Linked DNA regions of Mus musculus: region 1 is linked to region 2. The links are chromatin contacts, found by Hi-C in ENCODE. All regions are on one chromosome and are shown on one strand. The core of a region is the stretch at or near the end of the contact, and the rest is flanking DNA. Distances in the headings are between cores, read along the strand shown.

Region 1 (6,517 bases), core at 4,010-6,509, 370 kb before region 2:
GTAACTGGGATGACAAGACACCCTAGATAGAGAGAGCTCAAAACTGCCAGGAAATGCTCTGCACTCTATAAAGAAACTCTGCAGTTCGTGTTTAGGGAAGTCAGTTGGACAGTCATGTCTTCTTTATGCACTCTCTCCTAATGTCTGGGCTCAGGCTGCAAATATCTCACCTAAATTAACCAACATTTTAGGAATTTGAGAGTGAAGTTTTTGACAGATATGCCGTGCATGAAATGTTATGAAAAGTATCAATTAGGGTATAGAAGTTCTATGAATCATAATACATTATAAACACAATATAGTAGTGCAGTAAAGAAAAGTTTTTATTTGACGTTTTCTTTGCTGCCCACGGCAGAGCTAGGCACCATCATCAGGGCCACACTCTACAGCACACTTCTCAGTAGGGCAGAGAAACAGTGTTCACCCATCTGGAAAATCCTTGGGCCTCGCAGAGGAATCCCTATTGCTATTCAAACCCTTATGATAATCTAATCTAGACAGATATTTTTTTCTTAATGAATGAAAATGGCTTTAAATGACTATAAACCTATGTTAAATTAGCACCCTGTTAACTTAATACAAATAGCATCTTAAGCCAAATGAAATTAAATGATCCCTAAGAAAGATTATCTTAAGACTTACCAATCTTCATATGCTTAAAGAGAATTTTTATTTCAAGTGATATATAAATATCATATAACTTATCTGATGATCAAATCTCAAGTACTCTGACCTACCAAGAACACTACTTCAAATACAGAAATTAATTTTTAAAGGAAAGAAATCTCCAAACGGCAAATTACCATTAAAATGGAAGGAAGAGAAGTGGTGGAAGGAAAATATCTGTCTAATAGCACCCTGCCTAGGTAACAAGAGGCACACCATGAAATGAAGCAGAAGACTCCATACTCGGAAAATGTAGACACGGGGATCCTCGGAGGGCAAAGACAAACGCCAAGTAAGGCAGGCAGGCTGTCAAAACCAAGTATGTTTCAATTATGTGGATACTGGTTGTCCAAGGGGTACTGTGTGAACAACACTGATTAGAGAAGGTTGTTAACAGACAGGAAAATGTGTGCAAACAGGGGGCACAGGGTGTAAAAGCCTGTGTCAATGTGTTCTGTCAATGTGCACTCACCTTGAGGCTGTGAGTTCTCATCATCTTTCTTGAAACCTGACTCTGTACAGGTGTAGCTACACCGTAGAAATAGATATGTTGTAGAGCATGTATCACTATTGCCCATCTCTGAGTTGTAGTAGAGACATGTGAATTAACCTCCAAGTGCATATAAGGATATAAGCAGTATAAGTCTTGGTGGAATGTTGTCAAGGTGCATTTTCTGAAAAACTATGAGTAGAGGTTTTGTTTCTTGACAGAGCTGGGTATATCATTTGTTGTTTGGCAGGCAGGTTGCTTATTTTTCCCATCAAAAAAATTAAAATGTACATAGGTACTTCTATTAAAACATACCCGCCACAAAACCATTTCCTAGTTTGAACAACTATTTCACGTGGGTATCTCCCAGATAGGCTAGATTTTCCTATATCAGTTTCGGTTAACCAATAAATCTGTCAACACATTAAGTATTGCAGATTTGGGAAACGGCTTTCATATTTGTATTCCTTTCCTGGGGTAATTCTCTTACAGTGAATTTGCATCATAAATAAAAGCTTCAAGTGTCGCTTTTACTTTCTTCCCATTCTTGAGAAAAATGAAAGCCTTAGAGTGAAGGGCATGTTTGGGACCCTGAGTAGGTCACAGTTCCAAGCTGTAATTTCAGCAGACAAATTTGTTTGATTCCTCAAGATAATAAAAGAAGACACTTGGTTCAAAGTTTCAGCTGTCCGTCATGTTGATCTTCAGTGTCTTTGTGGTCTAGCCCAGCATGCTCTAACACTATAATACACAAACATTAACTTTAGAGGGATACTTGTTTCCAAAGCTCCATAGAGTCTTCTGCCCTGAATGTTGGTCTTTCTGTGCATGTTCTCTTTCTGTCTACAAGACCATCTCTACAAATACTTCCCTAAACATCTCCATTGCCAATACTCACCATTTTCTCAATCCTGCCCTTGCAGCCTGTGTGACTCATTATAGCACAGGGTGTCTGATCATTTTGTCAGACAATTCAACTATTTCAGATATCTTTTTCACCTTTGGTTATAAAATCATTTCTAAGTATAACAGCTCATTCAGCATAGGCCTGAGCAATAATTACCTACCATATTTCTGGACTATTATGTGGATGACTGTTTGAGTACCTAGAGTATGCCTAGCTATACGTGTACTCCACTGTGGTTGACCCCCAAATGGGCCACCCAAGAGGATGCCATTTCTTACACAATTTCCTCAACAGTACTTCTCATAAGAAGACTATGGGGGCATTTCTTTGCCACAGCAAAAAGCCAACAGAGTATTCTGATCTTACCACCCACATATCCAAAGCCTCTGTCACTGGCATCATTATACTGTCAGCAGGTCTCTTCACTCATGGACCAATGCTAAGCCTATTTCCTTAGATAACGTATCCCAATAGAGGAAAACAGTTCCAAACTCAGCACTTCTCAACATGAAGGTCAAGCACTGGGTGCTGTGCCCTGAACTCTGGATTTGGAGACCTAGTTCCACCCATAGTCTTGACCCGTCAAAAAGTCTTCAGAACTCATCTGTGGATAACAGCTATGACTATGGGATCCAGTTGACCACTGAAACAGCACTTTAAAGAATCAGGGCTACAGTAGAGCATGTAGAAATGTCTGGTATGAATTATTATTTAATAAGTCAAGGCTATTGTCAAGGTTAATATGTCAAGGTTATAACACAATATTTAATAAATAAATACATCTACATACAGCTACACCTCTTAAGTATTAATTTGGGAAATTCAAAGAATGACTGAGTCCAAGGTGTGGTCTGAGCTCTATTGACTGTTGAAATTTCAGTCTGAAAAGTAATCTAAAGTCCTTCAGTTAGTTTTTGAAAGACAAAACAGCCATCTTGGGGAGGCAGTAAGGGTGTCCTCTCCCTTCCCTCCGGAAGCAGAGGCTCTGAGGCTGCCAGGTAAATGGCACACACACATTGCATAGAGCATATCTCCACAGGCCCCATAGCAACGACTTTCAACTCTTTTCCTCTCCTGATTTGCTCTTTCTCCCTCTATCACTAGCCCTGATCAATGCAGCAGGTCAGCCTGAAAGAATGGACAGCCTCCAAGCCACATACATTTAAACCACTTTAATGCAAATATTGATCTTAGGAAAAAGGACACAGAATGGGCTCCCACCCCCTACATACACACACTTTTTAGTGAACGTGCCTTTTTCCTAGGGTTCTACTACCCATAATAAAATAAATCCCGTAGAGCAGTATTCTAGCATCTTTTATTCACAGGAATGCAGAAGTCACCCAAGAGATGGGCCAAATTCAATGCCAAGTATGCAAACCTCCTTTGTAGGTACTTTGGTAGACTATTGAGTCATATTCTCTTAATCACGCTTGGAACCCTTCTCATATTTCCTAGGGGAGCTATTCTGGTCCACACAAAGGCACACTATCAGAGTGGGTGTGGTATTTTGAATCACAGGAGTAGTTGTGCAACACCCATGTCCACTATTCGAACATTTATTTCTTGTGTACCCAAGATTATCAAAGCATTGTAGCAGAAAGCCACTGTCCAAGAGGCAGAATTAGCAACAGCGTCCAAGTAGGAGCTGAAGCCCAAAAGGAGAGAGATCAAGGGCAGGAAGGAATTCTAAGGGCCACTTTGAAATTCGAAACTAAAAAGATCTGATATTCTATCTGTAGGCATTTTCAGGCTAGAATAGGGTGGCGGTTGGGAGGGGGAGAAAGGAGAAGAAAAACTGCGTGTACAAAGAAAGCTTGCTTGGCCTGTGGCCAAGAAAAGAGGCATCACAAACTGGGAGGAGTTTGAAGGCAACACAAAAGAACCTAGAGCCAAAGGACAGAGGGGGAGACAACCCAACTTAAAAGCTCTGGGCCAATGCTGGTTGCTTCAAAGCCGTGCTAGCTTCTTATACATGTTTGTCTCCCCCAACACCAAGGGTTTGTCACTGCTGTTGTCATCTCCAGTGACTGGAAAGCAAAATAAAGCTGCACAGGCTCCCCCACCTCTACTGAGATGGCTTCAGACATGGAAATAGCCCAGTACAACCTTCACCACAAAGGAGCGTTCCTCTCTCGCTTCCCTTTGCTCCCTGAGACGCATCTTTATGCAAAGGGGCAGATGTCATCATGACAGGGACCAGGAGATGTGTACATCAGGTGGACAGAATGTTCACTGTGGGCTTATCAGCCTAAAAGCTGCAGATAACTGGAGGTGAAGAGAGAACTGAGTGGTATGCAAAGTGGGAGGCCAGCTAGGCAGAAGGAAGCCTTTGACCTTGGAGAGGCGAGGCGGAGTCGTACCAAAGTGTAGGGTGGGAGTGGGGGAATGGAATGAGGAATTCCGTGCTGTAATATATTCTGGTAAAAATGGGGCTGTCATCTTGAGCTACAAGTTAGAAAGTTATTACTTTTAATATGCCACTACCTTAGGCCTATACTGTTATGTAAAAGAAAAATAACCTTGTGTGACAGTTTAACATTGATCGATGTGCCTGCCAAACGCGAAGAGATAAATAAGCAGGTGATGAATAAACACCACTTCAAGTAAAGACATTACGCCGCATGCATAAAACGGCGCCAGGCACCTAGGAGCTGTGGGTGGCCGAAGGTTGGCCATTTCATGCCCACTCAGTAAAGCAGACTTAATCGCTTCCAATATTTTCTGTTAAAAAGCACGCTTAATGAGCCAATTTCACAAGCCCAGAGAAACTGATTATTATCTCCGAGTTCCAACAGAGTTGGTTGTTTTCCAAGAGCCAGCTCTTTTTTTTCCTTGATGGGATAAAATCCTTTTTTAAAAGAGAGAGAGAAAAGAGAGAGGGGTGCCAGAAGAGAGAGAGAGAGAGAGAGAGAGAGAGAGAGAAGAGAGAGAAGGGGGAGTGAGAGAGGGAGGGAGGGAGAGAGGGAGGGAGGGAGGGAGGGAGAGAGAGAGAGAGAGAGAGAGAGAGAGAGAGAGAGAGAGAGAGAGAGAGAGAGAGAGAGAGAGAGAGAGAGAGAGAGAGAATATGTGAGCCAAGGAGCCAGCCTGAGGGCACAGACTCCTGCTCACCAGGCAAGAATGGCCGCTAGATGGCAGTGTTACCCTGCAATCTGCCCCAGGGCCCAACTAGGTCTGGACAGAAAGCTAGGAGGGTAATTAAAGCTCAAAGCAGCCGCCTGAAGAGTTCACACCCTACCACAGTGCAGGCCCTTTGTCCAGTTTCTTCATGCCCAAGCAGCTAGAAGGCAAGAGACAAAGGGACAGCCCCCAAAGGCCTCCGTCCCTCTAACAAGCAAGGTTTGAGCATTGCCTGCTAGGCTTCCTTTCTTTGGGTGCAAGAGTCCTTTCTCTGGTGACATATTTACACGGAGAGCTTGGCCATCACTGTGTACCTTACAGGATGAAGCAGACGACTACTGGGGGCAAAAATTCCAGAAGACAGAAATCTCACCTTTACCTTTTTTTATTTTTTTCAGGAGAGTGGCCCCTTTTCTTTTCTTTTCTTTTCTTTTCTTTTCTCCTTTTCTTCTCTTTTTCTTTTCCTTTTCCCCTTTTCTCTTCTATGCACTTTGCACACTCCCCCGCCCCCACAACGTTTGTTTTTGTTTGTTTTTGTTTTTGTTTGTTTGCATAGTTTCAGTAAGAGGTCTACAAAAATGGATACGAATAGGGTGGAAAATGGATACGAATAGGGTGGAGGGAAAGAGAAAGACAGTGCCCATGATGGTGAGAACAGGAACATATAACACTTTGTGTTTCTGACTGAGTTCATGAGAAGGCAGCTCACTGAAGGCCTGAGAAGTACTTTTCTTTCTGGTTAGAAGTTGCTCCTGTAATAACAGACTATGACAGAAAAGCATTCGTATTTTCTCGCCTTGTTTTATAAAATGACAGGTGCATAAGGAAACAAACACCCAAAGATGGAGGGAAAGGTGTGTGTTTGCTTGCTTGTGCTTGGTGAGGTCCAGCTCGCCAAGGCTAGCAAGGACCCTTGAGGTCTTTTGCCTGTCCTTTTGTCTCCAGGATGACACCTGCCCAGTGAGGCTCTTGAGTAACTTCTCTGCTTCGGGTGCCTTCTCCAGTCACCTGTGGTAAATACGCTCTGGAGTTGGTCCTTTCTACAGTTCCGTTTCTGTTTTATCCCTAGCATCTCTGCTTTGCTGCTCTACAGAAGCAGACTCCAAGTGGTATTTTCTCTGAAGCTTCTAAATGCTCCTCAGACGTCCTGATTCTTCTCTGTAATGGACCAATCGTTGCTAAGCATTACTTCATTCTTCTCTCATAGGTGTCTAGAAGTAAAAGATAAGAGCCGAGAATTATTTTTGCTCTATTGCTAACTCTCTTCTCCTTTGAATCATCAGAGACAAAATTAACCTCAAAATTCATGAATTTAATACTTCTGTCACACATCT
Region 2 (7,580 bases), core at 1,958-4,457:
AAAGGATTTATTCTATTTTAAATTATGTGTTTCTAAATGTATAGCTGTGTGTGAATATGTGAACATGTGAGTGTAGTCTGTAGAGACTCAGATTCCTTGAAGCAGGAGTTACAGACAGTGTGAGCTGCCCAGCGTGGGTACTGGGAACTTGGGTCCTCCGCAAGAGATATACGTTCCCATAACTATTGAGCTATCCCTTCAGTACCATTTCTCTTGATGAAAAGTTTGGGAACATGCATGTGAGGTCACATACGTAGTATCACACTGGTACGTTATTTCACCTTATACAGTGTTAGTTACTTGCAATCAGCCATGATCCTGTACTATGAAATAGAACACTCCAAAACTGAGTTGTGTGATGGAGTCTTGTCCTGTTATGTTTAGAGCTTCAGCCCTTCTTTTGTCTTACATATTCACTTTGTACACTCTGCTTGTGCCAGTCACTCAGTAACACAAGGGTTTTCACATTGACTACTGAGGGATTACAACTTGCGTTCAAATTAATATGTCATTCTTCTATGTCATGTCCCATACTATCCACCTCATTTTGTCTCATCACATAGACATGTGTCACCCCATATTATCACAAGCAGGGTGAATATGGTACAATAAGATATTTTGTATTAGTTTGAATGAGAAATGTCCCAGACAGTCTCAGGCATTTGTACACTTGGCCTCCAACTGCTGGCACTGTCTGGGGAGGTTTGGTTTGCACCACCTGCCTGGTATAGTATGTCACTGGAGATTAAAAGGCATTCTGCCATCTTCAGTTGGCTCTTTTTCTTTTCTGTTTGTGGTTCAAGATGTGAGCTCTCAGCTTGCTGTTCCTGCTGCCATAGCTGCTGCCATCTTGTTGTTCTACCACCATAGACTCTTATTCCCCTGGAACCATAAACCAAAAATATACTCTCTCTTCCTTAGGTTGGCGTGGACATTTTTTTTATCACAGCAAGAGAAATGTACTAATGTATTCATATTCACATATGATAAAATCCCTTGTAATTTATCTTTATTACTGACCTATTATTAGTTATGGTTAACACCTGACTATGTCTAATTTATAAGTAAAATTCTTTACAGATAAAATAAAAGTTATTTTGCCTCAAGGATGACCTTACCTTAAAAAAGAAACGTATTACAGAATATGTAAGGTTTGGTTCTATCTAGAGTTTCAGATATTCCCTGGGAATCTTAGAATATGTTTCCTATGGACAAGATGGGATATGCTAAGTCAGAGCCTGACAAATTGTCTGGATAAGCAGTAGAATGAAACTCCATTTCCTCTGCATCCTTTCCAACACTGGATATCTTTCTAGTTCTCTCTCTCTCTCTCTCTCTCTCTCTCTCTCTCTCTGTGTGTGTGTGTGTGTGTGTGTGTGTGTGTGTATTTGAGACAGGATCTCTCACTGAACCTGAGTATCATCTCTAAATCAAGGGTGGTAGGTCAATGAGCTTCAGTGACTCACTTGTCTCTGTTCCTGTCATATCCACCTTACTCTCTGTACACAGTAACTTCCTATGTAGGAAAGATGACCATAACCTTCAGCTCTTTCCTTGTGTTCCACCTCAAAAGTTTTTGGGTCATAGGCCTGTGCTATGGAGCTGTTTTATATGCTGGGGATTTTTTAAAAATTTTTTATTAGGTATTTTCCTCATTTACATTTCCAATGCTATCCCAAAAGTCCCCCATACCCACCCCCCACTCCCCTACCCACCCACTCCCCCTTTTTGGCCCTGGCATTCCCCTGTACTGGGGCATATAAAGTTTGCAAGTCCAATGGGCCTCTCTTTCCAGTGATGGCCAACTAGGCCATCTTTTGATACATATGCAGCTAGAGACAAGAGCTCCGGGGTACTGGTTAGTTCATAATGTTGTTCCACCTATAGGGTTGCAGTTCCCTTTAGCTCCTTGGGTGCTTTCTCTAGCTCCTCCATTGGGGACCCTGGGATCCATTCAATAGCTGACTGTGATGCTGGGGATTTTATTGAGGGCTTCCTACAGGTCAGAGGGACACTACCGATAAAGCTACACCCCTGTCTACAAAATTCATTTTAAAAATGTTTTTATACCCAAATCATGCCGTTCTTTTAAGAAATAGTCTCATGCTGTTTACCATTTTTGGAGTTTGGTAAAATCCTATTTCCTTATTACACCAAATTTAGCAAATAGAATTAATACCATCAGGCAAGAATAAAGCTACTACCATGATATTTGAGTCACTCTTGAATCAAGCTTTATTAAATACTGGCCAGGAATGATGGACACAGGCCAAGTCTACACCAGGAATTCCAGAGTATGGCACCATATTGCATTTGTCAGGGGCTTATGAAGGCAAATCCCACAAGGGTATGCACTTTCTGCCTTTGTGGAATCAAGGGCAAACATTCTTCCTGCCCATTTACTTCCCACCTACATGTGACTAAGCAGATCTTGTGCAGTTTGGGCAAGCTTGTTATCTTTCTTGAACAACAGCCTCCAGCATTCCTAGAAGTTACCTTGAGCAAGTGGGACTTACAAATTAGAGATTTGTTTGTTTGTTTGTTTGTTTGTTTTATAGGTCTCTCTCTCCTTTTTTTTTTTTTTTTTTTTTTTTTTTTTTTCGAGACAGGGTTTCTCTGTGTAGCCTGGCTGTCCTGGAACTCAGGCTGGCCTCGAACTCAGAAATCCACCTGCCTCTGCCTCCCAAGTGCTGGGATTAAAGGCTTGTGCCACCACTGACAGGCTGTTTTATAGGTCTCTTAAAGTATAGTAACTAAAACTTAAAACATAACTTTAGCCTTCGCAGAGAAAATGGCTGTTTTTCTTTCAGTATTTGCATCTGGACAATTATTGAGTGTTTTTAGGTAAGAAACTAAAGTGCTGTTTGAACAGTCTTTTTTATAAAGATTTGTTTGTTTGCTCTAAAATGTAAGTTGTGTATCCTTAAAGAATTTCTATATACTTAACATATTTCTCTCAGCTGTCATAGTAACCTTAAAACTCAATAACTTATGTTTTCCATTTTACAGATGGGAACGTAGAAATGTAGTAACTTTCGTTTTAAACATTATCCAAGTATTAAATGACAGAACTAGGCCTAGGGCAGTCACTTGCAAGTGACACACCCAGATAGATACAGGCCCTCCCAGTTACAAGGCTGTCTGGGTATGCCTAGAGGCTGGGCGAGCTGTTGGTAAGGATCTGAGCAATTTGAAAGGGGTTGGTACTCAGAACTGGTACAGGAAGGGTTCAGTTCTTCTGTAAGCGCTGGCCCAGTTTACTACCCCCAGGTTAATCTGCAGGCTCTTCAGACAGGCCTTGGCAGGGTCCGGTGCTTGGAAACTCTAACCCTCTCTCTCGGTACCGCCCCTCCACCGCTGCAGCCTCTGCCACTGGGCGGCCTCTGCCACTGGGCGGCCTCCGCCAGACTCTGGGGCTCCCAGGGCTGGCTGCCGGGAGGCGGCCCACAGGCTCGCCCGGCCCCTGGGAGGAGCCCGGAGAGGCCCACCTGGCTGCGAGGCCTTAGGAGACCAGCGCTGTGGGGACTCCGGCGGCAGGTCAGTCTTCCCTCCACCCCGGCTCCGACGCTCAGTGCCCGGCGGGCGGCCGCGGCGTTGTCCCGGCCCGCTGCAGGCCCAGCTTCAGCCCCCGCACCCGGTACCGACTCATCCCGGAAACCGGCCGGCGCTTCTGCACAGCTCCGGACTGCCATCCCCGGGACGGGGTCGCCGCTCAAGGCCGGGAGGGAGCGTTTGAACCGGGCGAGCGTCACCCCGGAAGCACCGAGTCCCCAAACTTTTAGCTGCCCCGCTTAGAAGTTGTTCTAGGAAGACTTGCCAACTTTAGCCAGCAACTTTGGCGCGTGTGTCCAACATACCGCCCTGTTGAGGGAACCCGGTGAATCACAACCTCCTTCAATTCGGTGGCCCAGTTGTTCCTGGTTTAGATTTCCCGCTCTCCTCCGGGCTCTGTTCAGCCCACTGGAGTGGAGTTTCAGCCGCCTCGGAGGCACTGGGTTCAGTAAGCGAAGGAGGGAAAACTACTTAAGCATAGATGGGTAGCTTAAGAGAAACGTTTTGTACCCTGTCAGTATTTTTGAATAATTTTCACGAAAGCATTTGTCCTGGTTAGATTTTGCTGTTGTTATCAACTTGTCTCCATGCAGGGCCATCTGGGAAGAGGGACAAATGTTGAATGTTGAGATTAATGTGAGGCTGTTAGTGGCTGGGGAAGGGTACAGCTTTAAATTCAAAGGTCGCATCTGACCTTTGGTAGTGTCTTACCACCACCAAGCAAAACACCTGCGAATGACTTCCACGAGCAAGGATTTCCATGACAAGCTAACCTGTCCTATCAGGACACTGACTAGTTCAGGCTCTCTGGTTTTCTGACCCTCCCTCTTACCCACTCCCATCAATGTGAGAACAGCTTTGCCTTAGAGATTACAGCTCTACAGATAACAGGAATCCCACATTCCAGAAGAAGGCCACAGAAATTTAATTCAAGTGGCAAAATACCTCCATTAGATTTACTCAGGGGCAGATGCGGATCTGTTGGAGTGATAGATGGGGGAGGGCCCAGGCCAGCAGTGCCACCCTTGGGCCTGGTTTGTTTAAGAAAGCCAAGCTGGTTGATCCAGTTCGGAGCAGGACAAGCTATTGAGCAGGGGGGTCTGCCATGGTGGCTTCAGTACCTGCCTGCAATTGCTGCTTTGAGTTCCTGCCCTGACTCCCCTTTCAGGTGGATTGTAAACTATATGAAGTAATTCCAAAGTTGCTTTACCATGGTTTTGTTTATTTGTTTTTGTTTTTGTTTTAGTCTAGAAATACTAAGAAGACCATGGTTACTTTCACATCTAATTTCAAGCATTTTTTCTAATATTTATTAATTATATATTAATCGCGTTACTCATTTGCTAATTTCTATACAATGATAATTAATTACATTCTATAGTGTTGCTAAATATTAATAAACTCCTACATGAAATTTTGAAGTATTGATTTAAATGAAACACAGTAGATATTTTTAATTTTTAAGAAATTTATTTTTAATTTTTAATTTTGTGTGTGTGTATACAGGTGCCAGTTGAAGAGGTCAAATATATCAGGCCCCAGAGCTCGAGTTACAGAGAGTTATAAGCTGCCATGTGGGCACTGGGAACTGAACCCAGATCATCCTCTACAAGAGTATTGCATATATTATGTATATATTATTACATATATATATACATACATACATACATACACATGTCAGTATCTCTTAGGTTTCAAAGTATCTGAATTTCTAACTTGAATGTTGTGGATGGCTTATCCAGTTGGAATTGACTTCAGGATCCTAATCTTAATTCTGGGAAAGACATTAGGAGAAATGAGTTTCAATGCTAGAGTTTTAACTATTTATCTCATCCATCTGCCAATAGATGTGATGGCACCAAGAAGAAAAGAGAAATATAAGCTTCCGGTTCCACTCCCAGAAGGCAAAATTCTGGATGATATGGAAGGAAACCGGTGGGCACTGGGCAAGATGATCGGCTCTGGAGGGTTTGGACTGATATACTTAGGTAAAGTATGACTAAATTGCCAAGTCTAATTACGTCTGTGATCTTTGTAACTATGGTAACAATGGTATTTTAAGAGCTAACTGAAATAACAGAATTCATAGATTCTTTTTTTAAAAAAGTAATTTGAAGATAGTTAATGTTTAGTACATTAACTAAACATTAGGTTCAAACCATAACTGACATAACATGTTCCCTGTTTGTCTTCTTTTTCCCCCAGTAAGTTTTAGAAGTCTTTTCAGAGCATAATTGCACAATCTGCCAGACAGAATTCAAATTTTCTTTTTGAGAACTTGTTTTCCTGAAACCACTTATTTTTATATGTTATAAACAACAGCTGTATAAATATAAATATTTTGTGATCCTTTTTAAAAAATATTTGCTATATTATATGTATGATATCTGTCGGACATGTCACAGGGCAGCTGTGGTGGTCAGGGGACAATCCTCCCACCTTTATGTGGTTTCTAGGATGCCAACTCAGGTAGGTGGGCATACTTCTGGAGAAAGCACCTTTACCTGCTGTGCTGTAGCTCTGTTCTCTACGTTTTGACTCCTAATAATTATTATCTAGGCAACGCTAGGGTTCTACCTAGACTTAAGGTTAATGACTGAAAGCATCTTTTATGTGGTGTGAACAAACTTCTCTCGTGTGACTGCAGTTTACTGGCTATGCTCTCCCTGGGAAAATGACAAAGTGGATATTCAGATTACCCTCTGTGCTTTATGATAGGTAGGGGACCTTGCGTGGGTGTACGTCTACACTACATCTAAATATTTAGAAATTATGCTGAATTTAAAGAGACCATTTAGGAATATCTTAGTGCTGTGGTGGGATGGCGAAAATGACTACGTTTGATGAATAAAATATTGGTGATTAGAAAAGAATCAACTGGGTTTGGAGTATATACTTCATGAAAGATCTTGGATAACATGATTCAGGTATAAGTTGGAGATTAAGAGTCACCTTTATATACACCTTTTATAAGGCTGTGTGTGCACATACACACTACTTATTTGGCTCTGGTTGTAAAAGATGACTCTCCATGTGTTAGAGTGATGGACATCTCTTTTCAAATGCAGAACATCCTGTTAGTCACATGGCTTTTGATTTTTGTTTTCTGATTGTTATTGCCCCAAATAAAATCTGTTTTACAATGCGTTTTTCAGCATGTTGGTGACATCCCCTCCCACCATCTGAATTTTAGAAACTATCTTGGAAAGGTGTATATGAGCAAGTAGTCTTCATTGGGTAAGAACTCTCAGAAACACTTCTTTTCAGAGATGAGTTAGTTTTCACTGATTATTTTGGCCAATAAGCAGTTCCTTGAGAAGTCCCCTGGTTCTGGCATTTTATCATAGTTCTTTTCACTTCCTGAATATATATCACAAAGCACTTAAATTCAAGTTGGTTTTTTTTTTTGTTTTTTTGTTTTTTTTTTTTTTTTTATTTTAAATAACCATGTCCAGTGATTCTTTTCAGACATTCTTCCCAGACACACTGCTTTGGCAGACACTTTATCAGCTTTTATGGCCTAAGGCTGAGAAGAAACTAGCTGCTCTGGCTGGCTCATTGTGCATGTACAACTGTCTCTAGCTTTGAGATCAATAGCCCGGGCCTGGTGGTAATCAGCAACGTGGAGCAAAGGGGAAGGGGCAGAGGAATCCATGTTTACTTTTGACTTGGAGGGATAATGTGCCTGTAGCATTCATATCAATAGTCCCTCTTAGGGATGAGAATAGTCTGAATACAAGAACAAAGTCTGTGCTCTCTCTTTGTATATGAAAGTGGGAGGGAAGGGGACTGATTAGGGAGTGGGAAAGTTGCTGTCATTTTAGTACCAAATGAGCAAAAAAAGTTTCTAAAACTTCAGGGAAAGAAAACAAAAGGTTTGAATTCCCTTTAATGTTTCATGTATCACGGAAGCCACTCACCCAAGGGAGACATGTATAATAGGAACAAAAAGTTCCAGAGCTGGGGAAATCTGGGTTGAATGCTGACTGGCCACTAAGTCACTGACAGATCAAGAGGCCACCGCTTTA

The links. Hi-C counts contacts between places; a loop is a spot of excess contacts on that map.
Region 1: a loop to region 2 is called in a map of left cerebral cortex, with 3 times the contacts of the local background. The contact joins the enhancer-like site here to the promoter of Vrk2 in region 2. A Hi-C loop is called at or near these places in 3 of 37 maps with a recorded cell type or tissue (T-helper 2 cell and left cerebral cortex).

What each region holds. Positions count from the first base shown.
Region 1 is chr11:26,960,478-26,966,994 of GRCm38, reverse strand. No RefSeq gene overlaps it. Among named protein-coding and RNA genes, the nearest start is that of Gm25387, 360 kb to the left of the region's middle. Within about 2 kb of position 5,259, at least 2 of the 3 ENCODE cell types and tissues checked have a DNase peak (open chromatin) inside an H3K27ac peak, as active enhancers do; they include left cerebral cortex, where a contact is called at or near this core.
Region 2 is chr11:26,589,547-26,597,126 of GRCm38, reverse strand. Vrk2 (vaccinia related kinase 2) reads left to right here and starts at 3,207. Exons shown (of 13, transcript NM_027260.3): 1 at 3,207-3,537; 2 at 5,400-5,540. The coding sequence starts at 5,405.